Linked DNA regions of Homo sapiens: region 2 is linked to region 1. The links are chromatin loops, found by intact Hi-C in ENCODE. Cell type or tissue: heart left ventricle. All regions are shown on one strand. Each heading gives the region's core, and the rest is flanking DNA. Links, peaks and the distances in the headings are about the cores only.

Region 1 (2,921 bases), core at 181-2,680:
GACTTGGTAATGGGACAATAAAGGATTTCAGAGGACTGGCATAAGGTCTGAATCGAGACTTGGATTTTAGCATCATACCCGCTATTTGCTAGCTGTTACTTTGAATCATATATAATACACCAACTCCTTGGATCTCAGTTTTCTCATTCATAATATGGGAGCATCCTCTCTCCCATTTGGGGCAGGGTTGTTGTAAGATTTAAAGTGTAACAGTAACAACATGTATTGAGACATTAGTGTTAGGCACTTTATGTGTGTTAATTCATTTAAGCCTATCAACAACTCTCCCTGGTAGGCACACATGACATCTCTGACTTTAAAATGTGGAATCAGAGAGGTTAGGAATTTGGCTGTAGGTCACAGAGCTAGACAGTGAGGGAGGCAGACTTCAAGCCCAGGTAGTCTGACTCCAGAACTAAAGAACCCAGCCCAGTCCTTAGAGCAGAGTAAACGCAAACAAATGGTGGGGCTCACCATCATTTTTACCAGCTGCATACCAGTTGCATGCCTAAATCTCTGTGACCATCATCAGGCCTTGGGTATAGCTCAAGGTCCTTATTAAAGGGATGGAGACATCATTGAGTTCCTTGAAAAGGCAGAGTTGAGGCCTGGTGCCCCTGAGGCCTGATCCCCTGGTTACTGAGGAGGCAGGTAGAGCCCCTCCCCAAAGGTAAGATGGAAGCAATGACAGCAGGAAAAGAACACAGGGTAGAAGACAGGAGATCTGGACTCTACTCCCAGGCTGTCACCTGCCTGCTATCCTCGAGGTTCTGCCTAGGGGATGACAGGGCCTGTCTGGGCTGGCTTTGGGATCAAGATGTGAGGAGTGAAGTGCAAGAGGGAGAAGCCAAGAAGCGCCCACTGAATGCAGGTGAGACTAAGTAATGGGTCCTCAGCCCCATCTTGCGGGGCTTGCTTCCTGGAGGTCACCCATCATATTCAGGTGGTCCAGCTCCTTGTCCTGAGGAAGCCACAAGGCTCAAACACTCAAACCTTGGTAGGCAGCGTCAGGGAGCCAGAGCTCTGGCCCAGCCCAGCAAGGGTCTATGGCATACCTGGTTAGAGCCCCCATCCAGCCTCGGTTTATCCCATGAGTAAAATGAGGGGGGTTGACTAAACAAATTTTAGTGCCTCTAACATCTTGAAAATTCCACGTCCCCAAGCCTAACTTCATCCACAGCCATATACAATATCCTTAGGGCAGAGCAATTTCATTTACGTCAAATGATTTCCCTGCACATAAATAGGAGTGAAACAAAGGCCTCCTTTCTCTGAATCGTTAGTGCTCATGCAGACACACACACACTCACACACATGCTCGTACACCCTCATAATGCTTCTACAGCCCACCCCCACCCAGTCATGCACAAAGGCACACACACACTGGCACACAGAGGCACAAACACCTGGACTCTCTAGGCTGCTCCTTCCCCCACCCCCACTCCTGCTCATTCCCCACCCCAACCCTCTTCCAACACCCTTGCTGGGAAGCAAAGAGGCCTTGCCTGCCACTGTGAGTTACCTAACCTGATGGGCTGGTGCCACCCCATGGTCAGGATCAGAAGTGCATCCTTGTTTCCAAGACCCAAAACGGATTGGGAAGGGTCCCAGGCCATTTGGTCCATCCCCCTTCTCCCTCTAAGAAGGCTGTATCCCAAGATGCCCTACACAGATTAGGTTGTCTAGGGTCTTTAAAGCCTTTCAAACAAGGGTTCCTCACATGATGCCCCTAGTTCTTTCCAAAGGTCAGAGAATTGCCACTGATACTCTGGACACCCTTGAGCTAGAGCTGAAAAATATTGGGTGCAAACTGTGTGCTCACATCATTCTAGACGCTTTAGCTGCAATATCTTTTTAATCTTCGTAACTGCTCTTTTCAGGGCACATATTGTCTTCATTTTAAAAAGCTACAGTCAAGAAGAAATGGCACTAAGATATGACCCCAGCTCTGTCTGACTCCAAAGTCAGTGTTCTTTTCAGTAGCCACTTGGCCATCCTGGACTTCAGCTTCGTCATTTGTACATGATTAGTTCCAATCATTCAATTTTTCATTCATTCCTTCAATGAGCATGTATTGATGCCAATCATTCAATCATTTATTCCTTCAGTGAGGTTTGATTGAGCACCTATTATGAACCAGTATCTTGTTAGGGGCTGAGAATTCAGCAAGCACCAAGGTGTGGCCCTTGCCTTAAGGAGCACCCCGTCTTCTAGAATCAGTGACCACTCATGTCCTCCTAGGTCCCTGATTCTATGACTTTTCTTTGCCAAGTAGGACAAAGGCCCTGAGGAGAGGCCAGGGCAAGAAAAGTGAACAAGTTCTAGTCCAGAGTGATAAGGCTCTCAGCCCACAGAGGAGAAGAGCAGTCATGTCCTTACCCAAGTGTCCCCTGGTCCACACCCTGCTAGTCTGGGATTGCCTCAAGCCTGCCCAGGGCTTAGACCCACTTGAGATGGAAGGGGAAGAAACTGTGGTTATCTGGCTTCTGAGCAGTTGTTTCTGGGGGTACTCCAGCCAGGTTAGAGCCAGAAGCAGGGAAGCATGTCAGAAGCTGGAAGATGAAGTGATGGAACGAAGCTGTAAAAATTGTGTTTCTTACTACTGCTCATGATTCTGACATTCACAGCCCCTGTTTCCTGATTCCAACCTGTGTTCCTAGTCATCTGTCTCTCCAACTGTTTCCTCACTGATTCACACTGCCCTGTGCTCACTTTCTATGTCCAAACACCCCAATGTTTGCCAGCTCCTAACCATCACTCTTTCTCTTAATAATTAATGGACAAAGAGATAGAAGAATGGAATCCTGGAATGGCAAGCACTGAAAGAAATCACCTAGTCCAAACCTTGTGGATGAGGAAAATAGGCCCAGAGAGGGATAGGGACTTGTCCATGGTCACACAGCCAGTGCGTAGTATAGTAT
Region 2 (2,921 bases), core at 187-2,686, 640 kb before region 1:
CAATGACAACTTGAAACAAATTCAACTATAATTTACTATCCATTAAAGATTGAGAAACTCTTGGTGAATATTGCATATATGAAAATAATATTTTCGCCATAGTCTCTGAGTTAGGTAGATGTTTCATTCCTGTGTACCAGTTATAATGCCTTAAGTGAAGTTAAGAGACAGTAATCATGTCTCCCTGCAGAGGAAGAGATTGACCTCCACAAAGGATCTGTTAAGTTTGTTTAAACTAGGGTAACATTATGGAGGAATGAACTGGTGTCCAGGCCTTGCCACCCTCTGGGATCTAGGGTGAGGCAGCGTATCTGGTGTCTACTCTGCAACTCTACTCTGTTGAGTTGCAGAGGTCTCACTGCTCTTTACTCCCAACTCTCTTAATCCCAACCCCAGTTCCAGCCCAGGGTCTCAGCAGTAATGACATCCAAGATGATCCTTCCACAGGGATTATTCCTAACAAGTTCAGCCATGGAAATATGTAGACATTTACATGAATAACAAATAAATGCTTTGCTGAATCTCACTCTTTGGGACATGCTAGGTCCCTTCTCATCTTGATTTATACATTTCTCAAACCAAGGTGAAGACACAAACCTGCTTAATAGTGTCATTATAATATGTTTCATGCCACTAGTCTAATTTTCAAAATGTGCTGGGAGATCTTCAAAAATTATTTCACATGTAACATTGTGGAATTCACTACATCATTTGTTCCTAATGCCAGGTGTTATCCAAACTTTGCCATATTTACCAAGTTAAAAGAACCCTGCCTTTATGTTGCAAAGTCATCAGTAAATTGCTCCATCATATTGTTTAACCCCTAACATAGCATCAAGGAGATTTGCAGTACTCCTCCAGGGAACACCTTTGTCACATTTTATTTGCTTAGAATGTTATTTAACATTTATTTAGGGCTCCCTTTTGAAAGTGTAGGGTGTGAATTCCAATGCTGTACATAGCACATATATAGATATTTCTCCCTTGTCTGATTTTGTTTCTTGAATCTATATAGGCAACAGCCTCAGATTCCAATCACCACAGGAACAGGTGTTGTGTATCCTGGTGCTATCACTATGGCAACTACCACACCATCGCCTCAGATGACATCTGACTGCTCTAGCACCTCGGCCAGCCCGGAGCCCAGCCTCCCGGTCATCCAGAGCACTTATGGTATGAAGACAGATGGCGGAAGCCTAGCTGGAAATGAAATGATCAATGGAGAGGATGAAATGGAAATGTATGATGACTATGAAGATGACCCCAAATCAGACTATAGCAGTGAAAATGAAGCCCCGGAGGCTGTCAGTGCCAACTGAGGAGTTTTTGTTTGCTGAATTAAAGTACTCTGACATTTCACCCCCCTCCCCAACAAAGAGTTATTAAAGAGCCCGCATGCATTTGTGGCTCCACAATTACATCAGCAGAATGGTCTTAATTGTTTCGTAAAGTGTGAGACAGATTAAGTTTTCCCTGATTTTTCATGAACTTGAGTTTTTTGTTGTTATTGTTATTGTTGTTGTTGTTGTTTTTTTAATTTAGGTGAAGACATATTAAATATGAGACACCAGGACTTGAAACTTATCTCAACCCGTAGATGTCTTACAAGTCTTATATTTTTGTCTTACTTTTTTTTTCTTTTGGATGTTGATAAAGGTTTAAGTTACTGTTTTAGATGGGGTTAAACATTCTCACTCAGGTATGCTGTGCCGGCCTACAGGTTGTGAATGTGTTTTTATTCTGAATTATTTTAGAAAACAACTGAGGATTTCATATTGTGAAACAGAACAAGTCCACGGCGTGTGCAGCTGCATGTAGAGCATATTCAAAAGGCCTCGGAATTCCAATTTTCCATTTGTAGAGTTAAACTTTGAATGTGCCAAACTTTTTCGTAACTTTTGAATCTTAATATTTTGAAAGTCTTAAAGGAGACACTGCAAAGTCTTAGACAATCTTTGGCATCTTAAAATAAAATAGCAAACCAACATTTTTTTTTCCAGAAAATGGTAAGGTACTCAGGAATCTGGAGACAAGATATTGTAAGGAATGAACAAGGTTGCCACAGTGCATGGACCCAATTGTGTTTGCCTGTTGACGTGCCATCAGTGCGTGATGTGGTATGACATACACACACCAGAGCAACCGCCACACCAGATATCGACAGAGTGGTCTTCTCTGCCTGAGACCACCTCTCACTACATCCATTATCCCTTTGCCTTTAACCCTGACATTCAGTCTTAACACATTTTATCTTAAATAATTTATTCATTCCAGAATGTCAAGGGTCCACTTGCTATTTATTTTTTTTCAATTGTTGGTGGCATTAATTTAATAATTCTTGTTTTTCACCTTCCTTCCCCGAAGAACTTTTCCGTCCTTTTCACCTCCTTCTCCTGTGTACATAGTGATTTTATGTCCCCAGAACGCCTGGAAGCATTTCTGAAACCAAGATATTATTAAAAACCTATTATTGTTTTTAATCATGAGTATGTATCTGGCTGCAGGGCTGTGTATTGGGATATAGGTATATAGTCTTACACTTAAACAGGTATGCCCCTGAGGTTCACTGTGACCTCAAGTCTTTTGCCAGAATTTTCCCCTAATTCAGTTCACAAGTGGTAGGGTCTGCATCAGTGGCATTTCCCCCTGAATTCCATTCAGCAGCAAGGTTCAACAGTGGTGACTGCCAGGCAGGAGAGTCCTGCGGCCAAACCTGAAGCCCAAGGCTCGTGGGCCATGCAGGAATCTCAGTGAAGCTGTCATGGGCTGGCACCTTTACACTGAGTTGCCTTGTCCCAGCTGGCACATCTAGGGAGTTCATTGCAAAATCCCCAGGATGCAAAAAGCCACATGACAGCCTCAGAGCAAAGATGGTGGCAAATAGTCATGATACATCTAGAGAATGAAAGAAAACTGTAAGG

What was found. A loop is a pair of places that touch in the nucleus more often than their neighbours do. Peaks named below come from ENCODE experiments on the same cell type or tissue, not always from the same donor. Only the 100,000 strongest peaks of a DNase experiment are listed, where the experiment ranks them.
Region 2: it touches region 1 in a loop (3-fold over the local background); 4 of 110 quality-filtered maps call a loop at or near these places.

What each region holds. Positions count from the first base shown.
Region 1 is chr11:15,326,515-15,329,435 of GRCh38, reverse strand. No RefSeq gene overlaps it. Among named protein-coding and RNA genes, the nearest start is that of INSC, 210 kb to the right of the region's middle. In heart left ventricle, for the core only: a CTCF peak has its summit at 1,548; a DNase peak (open chromatin) is centred at 1,515.
Region 2 is chr11:15,971,207-15,974,127 of GRCh38, reverse strand. It overlaps SOX6 (SRY-box transcription factor 6), which reads left to right. Exons shown (of 16, transcript NM_001367873.1): 16 at 1,016-2,921. The coding sequence ends at 1,319. Among named protein-coding and RNA genes, the nearest start is that of MIR6073, 3.0 kb to the right of the region's middle. RefSeq lists a silencer at 1-59. In heart left ventricle, for the core only: no CTCF peak of the experiment used is centred there; a DNase peak (open chromatin) is centred at 1,137.